Linked DNA regions of Homo sapiens: region 1 is linked to region 2. The links are chromatin contacts, found by Hi-C or POLR2A ChIA-PET in ENCODE. All regions are on one chromosome and are shown on one strand. Each heading gives the region's core, a stretch centred on a gene start or an enhancer-like site at or near the end of the contact. The rest is flanking DNA. Distances are from core to core; before and after follow the strand shown. Region 1 overlaps ACVR1 (activin A receptor type 1). Region 2 has its middle 91 kb from the start of UPP2.

What was found. A loop is a pair of places that touch in the nucleus more often than their neighbours do. ChIA-PET counts read pairs that join two places held with the same protein, here RNA polymerase II (POLR2A). Pooled maps may share reads with other maps.
Region 1: a loop to region 2 is called in a pooled map, with 2.3 times the contacts of the local background. The contact joins two enhancer-like sites. A Hi-C loop is called at or near these places in 4 of 50 pooled maps. POLR2A ChIA-PET finds 5 or more read pairs at or near these places in 2 of 52 experiments (activated CD4-positive, alpha-beta T cell and activated T-cell).

What each region holds. Positions count from the first base shown.
Region 1 is chr2:157,747,158-157,754,238 of GRCh38, reverse strand. All of the region lies in intron 9 of ACVR1 (activin A receptor type 1), which reads left to right. Among named protein-coding and RNA genes, the nearest start is that of ACVR1C, 120 kb to the right of the region's middle. RefSeq lists enhancers at 2,179-2,678, 3,763-4,272, 4,273-4,783. Within about 2 kb of position 2,663, at least 3 of the 41 ENCODE cell types and tissues checked have a DNase peak (open chromatin) inside an H3K27ac peak, as active enhancers do.
Region 2 is chr2:158,007,648-158,015,082 of GRCh38, reverse strand. It overlaps a transcript of UPP2 not described here. Among named protein-coding and RNA genes, the nearest start is that of UPP2, 91 kb to the left of the region's middle. Within about 2 kb of position 3,887, at least 4 of the 41 ENCODE cell types and tissues checked have a DNase peak (open chromatin) inside an H3K27ac peak, as active enhancers do.

The DNA of each region.
Region 1 (7,081 bases), core at 1,414-3,913, 260 kb after region 2:
TGCTGCGTATGAGTTTGGTTTATTCTTATTTCTCTAGTTCCTTGAGGTGTGGCCTTAGGTTGCCTGTTTGTGCTCTTTCAGATGTTTTGATGTATGCATTTTAAGGCTATGAACTTTCCTCTTAGCACTACCTTTGCTGTATTCCAGAGGTTTTGTTAGGTTGTGTCACTATTATCATTCAGTTCAAAGAAATGTTTAATTTCCATCTTGATTTCATTGTTGACCCAGTGATCATTGAGGAGCAGGAGATTTAATTTCCATCTATTTGCATGGTTTTGAAGGTTCCTTTTGGAGTTGATTTCCAATTTTATTTCACTGTGGTCTGAGAGAATACTTGATGTAATTTCAGTTTTCTTAAGTTTATTGAGACTTGTTTTGTGGCCTATCATATGGTCTATCTTGGAGAAATTTCCCTGCATTGATAAATAGAATGTATATTCTGTGGTTGTTCAGTAGAATGTTCTGTAAATATCTGTTAAGTCCATTTGTTCTAGGGTATAGTTTAAATCCATTGTTTCTTTCTTGTCTTTCTGTCTTGACCTATCTAGTGCTATCAGAGAAGTATTGAAGTCCCCCATTATTATTGTGTTGCTCTCTATCTCATTTCTTAGGTCTAGTAATAATTGTTCTATAAATTTACTAGCTCCAGTGTTAGGTGCATATATATTTAGGATTGTGATAGTTTCCTGCTGGACAAGGCTTCTTTTTTTTGAGATGGATTCTCGCTCTGTCGCCCAGGCTGGAGTGCAGTGGTGCAATCTTTACTCACTGCAACCTCCACCTCCCAGATTCAAGCGATTCTCCTGCCTCAGCCTCCTGAGTAGCTGGGATTATAGGCACCCACCACCACACCCAGCTAATTTTTGTATTTTTAGGAGAAACAGGGTTTCACCATTTTGGCCAGGCTGGTCTCAAACTCCTGACCTTGTGATCTGCCCGCCTCGGCCTCCCAAAGTGTTGGGATTACAGGCGTGAACCACCACACCCGGCTGTCAAGGCCTTTTATCTTTATTTAGTGTTCCTCTTGTCTTTTTTAAATGATGTTGCTTTAAAGTTTGTTTTGTCTGATACAAGAATAGCTACCTCTGCTTGCTATTGGTGTCCATTTGCATGGAATATCTTTTCAACCCCATTTACCTTAAGTTTATTTGAGTCCTTATGTGTTAGGTGAGTCTCTTGAAGGCAGCAGATAGTTGCTTGGTGAATTCTTATCTATTTTGCAATTCTGTATCTTTTCAGTGGAGCATTTAGGCCATTTACATTCAAGGTTAGTATTGAGATATGAGATGCTATTCCTATTCATCATGCTATCTGTTGCCTGAATACCTTGGTTTTTTCAAAATGTATTTATGGTATTTTTTTGTTTTATAGGTCCTGTGAGATTCATGCTTTAAAGAGGTTCCGTTTTGATATGTTTCCAGGATTTGTTTCAAGATTTAGAGCTCCTTTTAGCAGTTCTTGTTAGTACTGGCTTGGTAGTGGCGAATTCTGTTAGCATTTGTTTATCTGAAAAAGACCGAATCTTTCCTTCATTTATCAATCTTCGTTTCAAGGGATACAAAATTCTTGGCTCATAATTGTTTTGTTTAAGGAGGCTGAAGATAGGGCCCCAATCCCTTCTAGCTTGTGGGGTCTCTGCTGAGAAATCTGCTGTTAATCTGATAGGTCTTGAATCATTTTTTGGATTTCCTTAATTTGGACTTCACCTTTCTCTGGTGCCTCCTTGATTAGCTTAATAAACGACCTTCTGAATTCTTTTTCTGGCAATTCAGGAATTTCTTCTTCTTGGTTTGGATCCAGTGCGGGTGAGCTAGTGTGATTTTTGGAGGTTGTTAAAGAACCTTGTTTTGTCATATTACTAGAATTGTTTTTCTGATTCCTTCTCATTTGGATAGGCTATGTCAGAGGGAAGGTCTGGGGCTCAAGGCTGCTGTTCAGATTCTTTTGTCCCACAGGGTGCTCTCTTTATGTAGTAGTACTCTTCCCCTTTTCCTAGGGATGTGGCTTTCTGAGAGCCAAACTGTAGTGATTATTATTTCTCTTCTGGATCTAGCCACCCACACAGGGCTACCAGTATCCAGGTGGTATTGGGGGGTGTCTGCACAGAGTCCTGTGATGTGAACTGTCTTCAGGTCTCTCAGCCATGGATACCGGCACCTGCTCTGGTGGATATGGCAGGGGAATGAAATGGACTCTGTGAGGGTCTTTAGTTGTAGTCGTTTGATGTGCTAGTTTTGTGCAGGTTGGCTTCCTGCCAGGAGGTGGCGCTTTCAAGAGAGCATTAGCTGTGGTAGTATAGGGGAGGATCAGGTGGTGGGCAGGGCCATAGAACTCCCAAGAGAATATGACCTTTATCTTCAGCTACCAGGATGAGTAGAGAAAGACCATCAGGTAGGGGCAGGGTTAGGCGTGACAGAGCTCAGACTCTCCTTGGGTGGGGCTTGCTGTGGCTGCTGTGGGGAATGGGGTTGTGGTTTCCATGTCAGTGGAGTTATGTTCCCAGCATTATGGCTGCCTCTGCTGTGTCATGCATGTTGTCAGGGAAGTAGGGGAAAGCCAGCAGTTATAGGCCTTACCCAGTTCCCACACAACCCAAAAGGCCTGTCTCACTCCCACTGTGCTCCCCACCCCCTCAACAGCACCAAGTTTGTTTCCAGGCAGTGGGCCAGCAGGGCTGAGAATTGCTCCAGGCTACCAGCTTCCCAGCTGAGAAAGCAAGCAGGGCTTGCACGCCTTCCCACCTGTCGAGTCTGGACACCGGATTCCTGCCCTCCCCTGAGTTCGGGCAAGGAAACTTTGCATTCGGTTAGAATTTTTACACAGTTCAGCTGGAGGTTTCCATCTCCCCGTGGTCTTTTCCCAGTTCCTCCGGCAGCCCTTCCCAAGGACCGCTGTAAGACAAGTCAGAAATGGCTTCCCCAGGGACCAAGAGAGCCCATAGGGCATTTCCTGCTGCTTCCTGTGCCCCTGTATTTCATTCAGCTCTCTAAATTGTCTCAGCTCCAGGTAAGGTCAAATCCTTCTTCCATAATCTGGACCTTCAGGTTCCCCAGTGAGGGTGTGTGTTTGGGGGTGGACAGTCAGTCCTCCTTTCCCACTTTCACAGTTTGGGCACTCAGAGTATTTGGACTGTCTCCCAGGTCCTGCAGGAGCAGTCCACTTCCTTCAAAGGGTCCGTTGATTCTTTCAGCTTTCCTGGTATATTCCTGGAGTAGTTATTGGAGCAAAGGTTTATGGTGCGAGTCTCCACACGTTGCTCTGTCCATCTAAGTGGGAGCTGCAATTTAGTCAGGCCTCCTATCTGCCATCTTTTCCCCAACCTCTGTTTGATTTTTTTTTTTAATGATACCCATTTCTTTAATTTGCCACAGATCGTGAATTGTTTTTCCAATTTATTTGTGTATTTTTAACTTGTGTTCTCTTATATCTCACTGAGCTTCTTTAATATTATTTTGAATTTGTTTTCGGGCATTTTACCTATTTTTTCTTCATTGGAATCTGTTGCTGGAGACTTATTGTGTTCCTTTACTGTGTCATGTTTCCTTGTTTTTTTCATGTTCTTTGTGTCTCTACGTTGATATCAGCACATCTGGTATAACCTTTGTTTCTCCCAATTTTATGGTTTGGTTTTTGTAGGGAAAGACTGTCTCCTATATTGGGTTGGTAGGGCGCTTTGGTTTTGATTCTGGGTGTGTTCACTAGTGTAGTATCCATATGATTACTTCAGCTGTAATTGGCATCAGTGGTGTCTGTGAGTCCTTTTTGGTTTAGGCTGAAATTAATGGAGGCTGTGGTGAGGGTTTTCTTGGGATAGGGATGCCAGGAAGACTGGTCCTTGGGCACAAGTGGTTGTGGCGGCAAGCCAGGCATGCTGGTCCTCTGCTCCTGGATGGCATATGTGAGCACCAATGGAATCGAATGCAATGGACTCATCCTTGTGTCTCCAGGCATCTTGCTCAAGGGCCAGCAATGGCAGCGGTGGTAGACAGGCTCATCATCAGGCTTCTGGGTGGCTTGTGTGGCATTGATGATGACAGTAGTGGAATGGGCCAGCCATTGGGCCTCCAGGCAGCAAGCTTGGGTACCAGCCTACTGGGAAGGCCAGTCCTCAGGTCCCCAGGAGGCATGCTCAGGCTCCAGTGGTGACCAGCAGGGCAGGTCATTCCCTAGGCTGTCAGATGATGTGTGTGCGGGTGCTAGCAGGCTGGGCGGGCTCATCCTCAATCCCCCAGAAGGTATACACACACACCAGTGGTGGCAGCAGGCTGAGCAGACAATCCCTAGGCACCCAGATGATGCACATGGGCCCTGACAGGGGCAGCACTGGGCGGGATGAACCTGTCCTCAGGCCTCCCATTGGTGCACATGGGTGCAGGCTGTGGTGGGTGGAGCAAGTTGATCCCTAGACCCTTCGAAATTGTGCTTAGGCACTGCAAGTGGTGACTCTTGGTGGCGGAAGCCTTTCTTCAGACCTCCAGATGGCATGCTTGGGCCCTAGAGGTGAGTGGGGCAGGCCTGTTTTCAGAGCCCCCTGATCGTGCCTGTAGACACCAGGGATAGTAGGTGGACTGGTCCGTATTTCATTCTTGTCTTTCTCCAGCTTCCTGTTTTACCTTTCTTCCCACCCTCCTTCCTTTTTTGTTCTTCTCACAAGGGAGTTTTAACTTGAGGAGAATGATCAAGTGAATCTGAGGGTGAATTCTGCTATTTTCTAGGTATTTTGACTTGTTAAGTTTGGATTGTTGAGAAAAGTCTCAGTTTTTGCACTCAGAAGTCACTTATTTATAATGAGCAGACTGTACCTACTGAAAGAGTCAAATTTAAATGCAGGAAGCCCTGGATAGATGGCCTATGTTGATCTGTTTATAAGTAGTTTTATTAAATGGTGATGCCTTAGCAGTTAAAGAAGCACTTGTCAATCATTTTTAACCTATGTCCCCCACAGTGCGCTCTCACCCTTGCCTTTCATGTACCCAAATCAGCCACAAATATACTGTTGAACTTTACTTTAAGTACATTGTATTCTGAAAGCACTAAGTATACTCTTTCAAATTGGGCATGCCCCAACTACCCACAAAGTGGTTTTTATAGCAGAATCCCTTGAATTAACTAGATGAACCTCTTCATATCTTCACAACTGAAAATCTTATTTCACAGAGCATGTGTCTGAAACTATTCCAGGAAAACAGAAGAAAATGCCATATATTTAGATTAATGTTCATTTCCAAAAGATGCTTTACATTTTAGCCTCCTGTGACCCATTGGAGTCCTGGATTAGAAGAAATAATGCATGAAGTCTCTAATAGCTGTTTCCATTCCACATTCCACTGATGTTTTCTCCTAAGGATTGAGGTTTGTGGGCAATCATAATTTTCATGAATAGCACAGCCAGAGATGAGGACTTTCTGTGAGGTAGTGGAATTGGGGTAATTTATATAGTTTTAGTGTACAATAATTAAAATTGGCATGCCTTTAGGTGGTTTTTTTTCCTAATAGCAGAGTGGATCTGCTTTGAACAAACCTTCTGAGGGTATCAAAGTAGGTGTTCAGATTAAACATACATGGATTGTAAATTGACAGTTCTTTTTAAAGTTGTTTTTTTTTTTTAATGGAATCATGAACGTTTTCTTGGTAATTGTTTCTCAACCACTGGGAGCTGCTGCCTTGCAGTTTCTGCCCTTGATGCCCCTTGAGAATTGTTTGCAACAGAGAAATTGTTTTGCAGATTTATAAAGTTCTGAACTTTGCCTGAAATTGCACGTCAGCTTCATTTCCTCACCCCCTCCCCAATCATTCTTAAACACCTTCGAACTGAAAATTTTAATTCTGATTAGTTTATCTTAACAAACAATTTAGAGAAGGATTGGTGTCCAAATAAACTGTATGATGTGGAACTTGCCCCAAATGAAGAGGAAGTTGGCATTCCATAGCTAGACAGTAGCATTTCCAGCTGTGGGGGTGCCAGAGCTGAGCCAAGCAGGCCTGCTCAGCAGAGACTTGGGATTCAGGCTTTGTAAGAACTCGTGTTGCAAACCCGTTCCCTGTGTTGCAGGCATAAACCCAAGTGGCTTTTAAAGATCAGCTGTGATTAATAGTAGTCAGTTGGAAGTCAGAGTCATCAGTTTAAAATTTAGCTCAACAAATGGTGGCTTGCTTGGTAGTTCCTGTGTTTAACATTATTTTTGGAAGAAAAAGAAAAAAAAGGAAGGTAGAGGAAGGGAGAATGTTTTGATTGTTTTCTAATTTATTGATCTCTCCCTTGCATCATCACCAAGACTGTTAACTGGTTCCCAGAATGTTGTGGGTTGAGCTTCTGTGCTGTAATGTGGTTTGATTTTTTTAGAGGGGAGATAAGGGTATCTCCTGTCTCATTTAAAATCAGCCACTGTCCTTTGGCAATGACTAATTTGATATTTTCTCTTTTGTTCTCTGTTCCCTCTTCTATGAACATTCACGTGTGTATACACACAATGTACACCCCCCCACACACAAATCAGTTTATCTAAACTTAAACCTGAAAGTATTCAATGCTGCTTGCAAACCTGTTTTACTACTGTTAGTCTTTTAATTATTACTCTCCCAAAACAGAAAAAAAATGAGTAGGAGAAATTGTGCCTTCAAATTTTAACATTCACATCTTTTTCTACTTCTGTATGCACCCATTTTTAAAACTTAGTTGTAATCATATATAGATATAATTCCGTATCATCTTTTTTATTCGTATTTTTTTTAATCTTGCTTAATAGGCTGTTTTTATTTTAAATGGTCACATGACATCTTATTAGCTTAACCATTTCCATATTGTTAGATATCCTGTTTCCACCATTTGGGGCCTATTGTAGACATTTTTGTGCACATGATGATTTCGTTCAGGGAAATGATTCTTAATCTGAAAATAAGTAGACTTAATAGGTCAAAGAATGTGGATGTTTTTATGGCTTGACACATATTGCCAAGTTGCTTTTCATAAAAGCTGTACTAATTTACAATATCCCCCATACCCTAGGGTGTGATGTGCCTATTTCATTTTCTTAGCAGCTTTAGGAACTGTCATTAAAAGAATATATATTTTTGAAATTAT
Region 2 (7,435 bases), core at 2,638-5,137:
ATTATAATTTTAAATCTGTTAGTTTCTCTAATGATCATAATGAAGATTAATTAAATTGTGCTCAAAAGATGTATTATGGGATAGGAATACAGGTAATTTTATTCTCTTTATTGTTGCTGGACCAAGTTTTCTGCTTCCTACATATCAGAATGGCTAGGCATTGCAAAATAATCTATCACCATAGAATCTAAGGATTCTTTTGGAATATAAGCATCATTTTCAAAAGTAATTTGTGATTCAAGAGTTGCTTAGAACCAAATTTCCCTAGGAAACTGAATGATTTGGGTGTTTTGTTATGGGGTGGAGGGAGAAGATGTGGTGGAAGTTGGCATGATCTCTATTTGGGTGGGGCTCTTTTTGTATTTTTGATAGAGAATAGCTGTATTAATCAGTAGTGTATTATAGAAGGCATATGTCTTATGTTTCATTGCTTGGTTTTATGTTGTGCAGCAGCAATTTGCTAACCACAGTCCTGAAGAAATATAGCCACGCAGCAAAAGAAGCATTTATTTTCAGAAACACATTTCTTTTCTGACATTACAGGGGAGTGGGAGGGAAGGTCCAGATTAACTGTACTTTTTAATAAGAGATGGAGTGCTATTGGAAAACTATTAAGGAAATTGTGGCTTTAGCTCAGATTCAAGGAAGCCCATAAGAAGAATTTACTACCTTCCAGCTTAATACTGCAGCAGGGCCAGTTCTACAGACCCACTGCTCCCTGAATGATTCTGGAGAGTATTTGCGAGCTGGGGTTGTTCTAGGAGAGGCAATCAGCCGCTGATGAGCTCCCCTGCTTAACTTTCCTAATTGATTCCACCAGACCTCCTAGTAGACTAGTTGCTAACCCTGCCCCATCCCAACTCTGGCCTGGCTCTTTCTGATGGCAGTCTTCAGAGACCATTTGCCAGTTTGGAGTTAGGCCTTGGAGCTGCAGAACAGGCTTGTAAAGCAGATGCGTAGTAAATGCTGCAGCCAAATGTACAGCACATTTTCCTAAGTGGAAATCCTGTGTTACAGACAGAACATTACTTAACAGTAGGTGGGCAGTTCAATCCTAAACAGCTCAGTTCTTCCCCATCAGAGACCCTGCAGAAGCAGGCTTCTGCCACAGCTGTGGGAGGAAGAACAGTTCTTGTAACTGTTAGGAGCAGACAGTGGCTAAGAGAAACAGTCTCTTGGGAAGTCCCTGTCTGTGATTTTCCTACGTAAACACAAGAAAACAAAACCCCTGGGCTTGTCGTTCACACAAGCAAGCCGCACAAAGCTTTCTTTCCTTCATCTGCATGTGCTAGTGTGCTGTTCTTCCTTTAGGTTTTACTGCTGCTTAAAGGTGTTTTTGTCCAGATATGTAAAGGTGCCTCGCCCTTCTCCTTCTCAGGAAAAATAACTATTTATTGAGTGCCTGTTGCCACGCAGGAACTCTGTATCCATCATCTCACCTCTTCCTCATCAAACACATCTCTTCCGAGTGAGTTGCCAAATTACACTGCTGGCTTCCCAACCTGAGGTTTTGCTTCTGTTTACATTTTACCAGAGCAAGAGAGAAAAAGTCACAAATGATGTGCTGTCTTCTCATCTTACTAATCCCCTCTTCCCCAAGCCTTTCCACATCTAGAATTAAATACCTGGGCCTTGGCAGCCAGGCCAACCCCTAACATTGGTAAAGCCCAGGCAAGAGCACAAATGGATGCCCATATGCCTAAAGCTGTAAGAGTTATAATGCCCCTTTAATGCATCCTCATGTCCACGTTGGATATGTGCATTAAAATTCATGAAAAAGAATTATTGGCCAGGTGTGATGGCTCATGCCTGTAATGCCAGCACTTTGGGAGGCCGAAGTCAGAGGATCACTTAAAGCCAGGAGTTTGAGACCAGCCTGTGCAACATAGTGAGACTCCATCTCCACAAAAAATAAAACTTTTTAAAAAAATTAGCCAGTTTTGGTGGCAATACCTGTGGTTTTAGCTACTCGGGAGACTGAGATGGGAGGATTGCTTGAGGCCAGGAGCTACGATTGCACCACTGCACTCCGGCCTGGGCAACAGCAAGAATCTATTTCAAAAAAAAAAATAATAATAACAATAGCTTAAATTCGAAACAATCTAAATATTCAACAATGGGGCATTGATGAATTTTATTATAATATTTCTCCATATAGTAGGGTATGAGATCATCACTTAAAATTTTTAGTAATAAGTTATTTTGAGTTTAAGTGAATAAAGATTATTAAAGTGTCTTTGTAATTATTGTTTTGTTTAAAGTATATGTACACATAAAAACATGATCCAACAAAATAGTTACCATCTCCTTGTAGTGACTTCATAAATTATATTTTCTTCTATGTATTAGTATTTTCTAAAAATTGGTATAATGAGGGAAATAAATAAATTTATAATAAAAATATTTGTATGCTTTAATAATTCTGTTTCCAGGAATCTCTTTTAAGGATCAAAGATGTGGTTAAATATCACAAGATAATTTATCACAATGTTATTCATAATTTTAAAATTATATCAGCTAGGCACGGTGGCTCACACCTGTAATCCCAGCACTTTGGCAGGCCGAGGTGGGTGGATCACTTGAGGTCAGGAGTTTGAGACCAGCCTGGCCAATGTGGTGAAAACCCGTCTCTACTAAAAATACAAACATCAGCCAGGTGTGGTGGCACGTGCCTGTAATCGCAGCTACTCGGGAAGCTGAGGCAGGAGAATCACTTGAATCCGGTAGGCAGAGGTTGCAGCGAGCCGAGATCGTTTCACTGTACTCCAGCCTGGGCAACTGGAGACCCCCTCTCAAAAAAAAAAAAAAAAAAAAAAAAAGGTAGAAACAATTCAGAAAGATTATTGAACCTTTGAAACTTCCTCATGCTTATTCTGTTCTTAAAATTTTCTCTTTTCCTCAGAGTGATTAGCAATCAAACTCTTTTTTAAAAGGCTTACATGTACTGGTCTATGCGGGCAGAGAGTACAGGGAGGCTCAGAGAGTGAGCATGCAAACACTAAAGGCAGGACCGCAGAGGAGAAGATACCCAAAGGATAAAAAAGATGCTCACTGAGTCAAGTAGATGAAAACCAGCATTCTTGGTGTAAGCTCTAAGCAAGAGGGGAGACCATATACGGCCATAGCCAGGGAGTGGAAAAACCCAGAATTTTAGAAGGAAAGGAACCTTGTGGTTTCTTCAGCTCCAGGAAATAGCAAACACACCCCTATCCCCACCCCACTACCATTTACACCTACCCTAGGATCTTCTATTCAATTAGAAAATCTTTCATTTATCGAGCAAATATTTGTTGAGTGATGTGCCAGGCATAGACAGGAGAGGAAAGGAGGAAGTCTGTTTGTTTCAATTAGCCAAGTTGGTTTATTCATCTCTTCCTTCTTTAAACAAATGGCTCCTTCCCTCCCTCCCTCCCTCCAGACAAGTGTTCTGTGTGAAAACTTGATCTTTTCACATGACCCTACATCCTCCTCCACAGTGATTGGTTCCCTTCAGTGGTGGACAACTTACCCAAGCTGAGCCTAGCTCCCTTGACCATTGCAATTGATCAAAGGGTGGTCATGTGGCCCAAAACAAGCCAATCAGACTTCTTCCCTAGCTTTTTTTCAAAACTTTATGGGAAAGGAGGGCTCCTTCTCTCCAGTTAGAGAGCCATGAGCCCAGATGTGAGCCTGGAAACTGTAAAGAGCCAGAAAAGAAGCAGAGGGGAAAAAGACAATGAGCAAAACACTCAGAGACGCAGGAGGGAGAAAGAGTCCTGCTGGCATTCAGAACCCTGTGTCAGGTCTTTCTGAATCACCCATTTCCTCTGTCCTTCTGGCTGTCTGGTTACCTGAGTCATTACCTTCGCATTCTTCTGAAGCTATTTCCTATTGTATTTCTGCCGTGTGAAACCAAAGGGTGTTCCCCAGCACAAGGGTTTGGAATTGCAGCGCTCTGTATGAGCTCTGGTAAGCCTCCTTGGCCTAGTGAAGCAGACAGGTGCCAGATCAGAAGCTTTATTAAGATAATGAGGGAGGAGGCCGGGCACTGTGGCTCACACCTGTAATCCCAACACTTTGGGAGGTCGAGGTGGGTGGATCATTTGAGTCAGGAGTTCGAGACCAGCCTGGCCAACATGGAGAAACCCCGTCTCTACTAAAAATACAAAAATCAGCTGGGCATGGAGGCGTGCACCTGTAGTCCCAGCTACTAGGGAGGCTAAGGCACCAGAATCACTTGAACCCAGGAGGCAGAGATTGCAGTGAGCCCAGATTGTGCCACTGCACTCCAGCCTGGGTGACAGAGCGAGACTCTGTCTCAAAAAAAAAAAAAAAAAAAAGAAAAAGAGGGAGCTAATGATGCTCTCATTGGAGGGAACTCATTGTATTACCTTTTACCTATTAATATAACTGTGCCTTCACTTAACATTAATGCAAACAATCCTTGTTGAATACCTGCCCTGTATTTCCCTCACCAGTTTTTGGCCTTTTAAATTGAATTCATGCATACCCGTTCTTCTTTCCTGCTTAATTTGATTCAGCCTACTAGGAAAGGTAAAAGGGAGGATTCCACTTATGCCCGTAACTGTGAAAATGCAACATATCTTTAGTGGAAAATTTACAAACAACCACAAGATGGGGCTGTTATGCAAGGAAGTAAAAGTTAATGGTTGGCGGGAAGAGGATGCAACAGTTTCCAGCATCCAGGATAGGATATTTAAATCTTTCCTCACTAGAAAATAAGGAAAGGAAAATATTTTAAGAACATATATTCATAAAATCAAAGCACTACTTATAACAAATTCAGGGATTACTCTTTTTAACAATCTAGTGTTCCTTTTTGGGAAAGTGATACATAATTATTATAGTAGATATTTTCCGCCTATATCAAGGTTGATTGCTTGTCTTTCTTCCGGGTTTTCTTCATCCTCATTCTTCTGTCGCTTTCGATGAAAAGCCATAACATAAAACCAAAATACATGCATTAATTTATTAATTTATTTACAGACTTCTATGTCCTCTGTATTCAATTTCAAAGACAAAGAAATAGCATTTGATATATTTGATTAACATACTCGTTTCCTGGTGTCTTCCACCTCAATCTAAATTAAATCACTTTGACCTCATTTTTCCCCCCTTGGGTTTGCAGTTTGAAGATCTGGAAAATTCTTGATTAATAGCAATAATGTAAGGTAGCCACGTTTTTAGAAAATCCAAAAGAAGCAAGAGGAAAGTAACCCTGCATAGCCCTTTGCCTTACGAGAGACTACAGCATTTGCTGGGGCAAGATGACCACAGAAGGCAGCCCGCAGGAGAATGCCCATTCACCCTGGAGCTGTGCAAAGCAAGAAGTCTGCAGGTAGATGCAGGGGAAGCCACAAAGAGGAAGCATTCCTGTTCCTTCTAGGGCACAGTCCAGTCTGCGTTGCGCTAACTCAAAACTGGGAGCCTTCTGTTGAGAAATGGGAAACCTAAAAATAGACCTGCAGAAAGTACTTTGACCTTGGCTTGAAAGTCAGCCCAGTGCTATGACAAGAAAAGCCTTTTCCATGAAGATTATGTTCTTAAAAGCCATATTTCATCTGCACACAGACTCCCAGTAAAACCACACTCAGAAAATGTGCGTCTTGGCTATCCTTCAACTGTAAAATCATTATGTTTGGCTCTGGTTATTCTGGACATTAGATGTCTATGTAAGGGTTTCTTTCTGAAATTCCTTGTACAAAATGTTAGGGGTTATAAACTGGATTAATAGCGACATTTAAGCAAATCTGCTATTACTGTGTGTATCCAATACCTTATGATTTTTGGAAAGAATTCAAGGACAAAGCAGAAAAACTGTTGTATTCAAGTAATTCAGAATGTACATGCTTTAGAATTAACTACAATAAACTAATAACTTTTCCTGAAAAAATCTAGCCAGAAAGCCAAGAGAATATATTTCATTAAAGCTTTAGTAATTAAATCCAAAATTAAAGGGTACTGTCCTATAATTTCTTGCATGTGTTAGAATTATAATATTTAAAATTTGCAATATCAAAGCATTTCAGGAGACCATCATATGTAGTCTGCATGTATTTCAAGGATAACCCTTAAAGGGTGATAAAAAGCTATTAAAGAGGGGAGAAAAAGCACTTTTATATACTTAGGTAACTTTCTAAGGAACAGCTGCCACCAATTAAACAACAAATACCTTTTAAAGACTCTTGGGGGTTCAATGTTCTTTCAGTGGACTGAAAAATCTGGGAAAATGGACTTCATTAGCAACTACAAAATTATTGAAAGGATATTTGAAATGGCATTTAATACCTGCAAAGACTGAAACAATCAGTAGTTTAAAATTTCGCCATAAAGATTGGTAAATAACACTGATTACAGGTCTTATTCAAACAGAAAATAATGAATATGTAATGAAAAGAGAATAATGATCCAAATTGCTTTTAATCTTGGAGTTATGCCTATTGATTGGCCTGGAAATAATAGTGCTAATCTTACAGTAGGAAAGTCAAGTGCTTTAGAAAGTCATTAGCTTTAGGGAAACGGGATACCCATTTCATTGTGCCAGTACAGTATTTTATTGAGTAAAGCCTCAAACAACTGTGTGTTTAAGAAAAATTCCAAGGTTAGCCTAAGTCAAATAACATTCCTCTCCACTCTGCTCTGTAACTGGTAAAAGCAATTTAGGTACTCTTTCTAATTCATCTACCTAAACACCTGCTATATTCCTGCAACACAAAATAATCAAATACAGTAAATAATTCAGCATTCCAAAAGGTAATTATTGATCTCACACTGGCTTATTTCTAATAAGCTGAAGAAGTAATAACCTTCTCAAAATAGTAAATTTACATTTTAGACTGGCATTCCTGAGACACTCTGGCAAAGTTTCATGAACGAATATATTTATAAGCAAATATACATTAAAAACACACAAAGTCTTTTTAAAAGTCATAATTTCTCATCTCTAGGAAAAGCCTCAAAGGATTCTGAATTTGAAATATCTTTACTTCCCATTAACTTTCCATGTATCCAATTACAAGTTAAATTTACATTCTTTTCAATCCATTTTTGAGACCTTAAATGTATTCTTAGATCCTGAGCTTGAAAATTGATTGCTTTTATTTTAATTTAAATGTTAACACAGAAGCATCTGGTTAATGAAAATAGAGATACATGAAAAGCCAGGCACGGTGACTCACTCCTGTAATCCCAGCACTTTGGGAGGCCTGTAATCCCAGCACTTTGGGAGTCCAAGGCAGGCGGATCACGAGGTCAGGAGTTCAAGACCAGCTGACCAACATGTTGAAACCCTGTCTCTAGCCAGATGTGGTGGTGCGTGCCTGTAATCCCAGCTACTCAGGAGGCTGAGGCAGGAGAATTGCTTGAACCTGGGAAGTGGAGGTTGCAGTGATCACTCCACTGCACTCCAGTCTGAGCGACAGAGCAAGACTCCGTC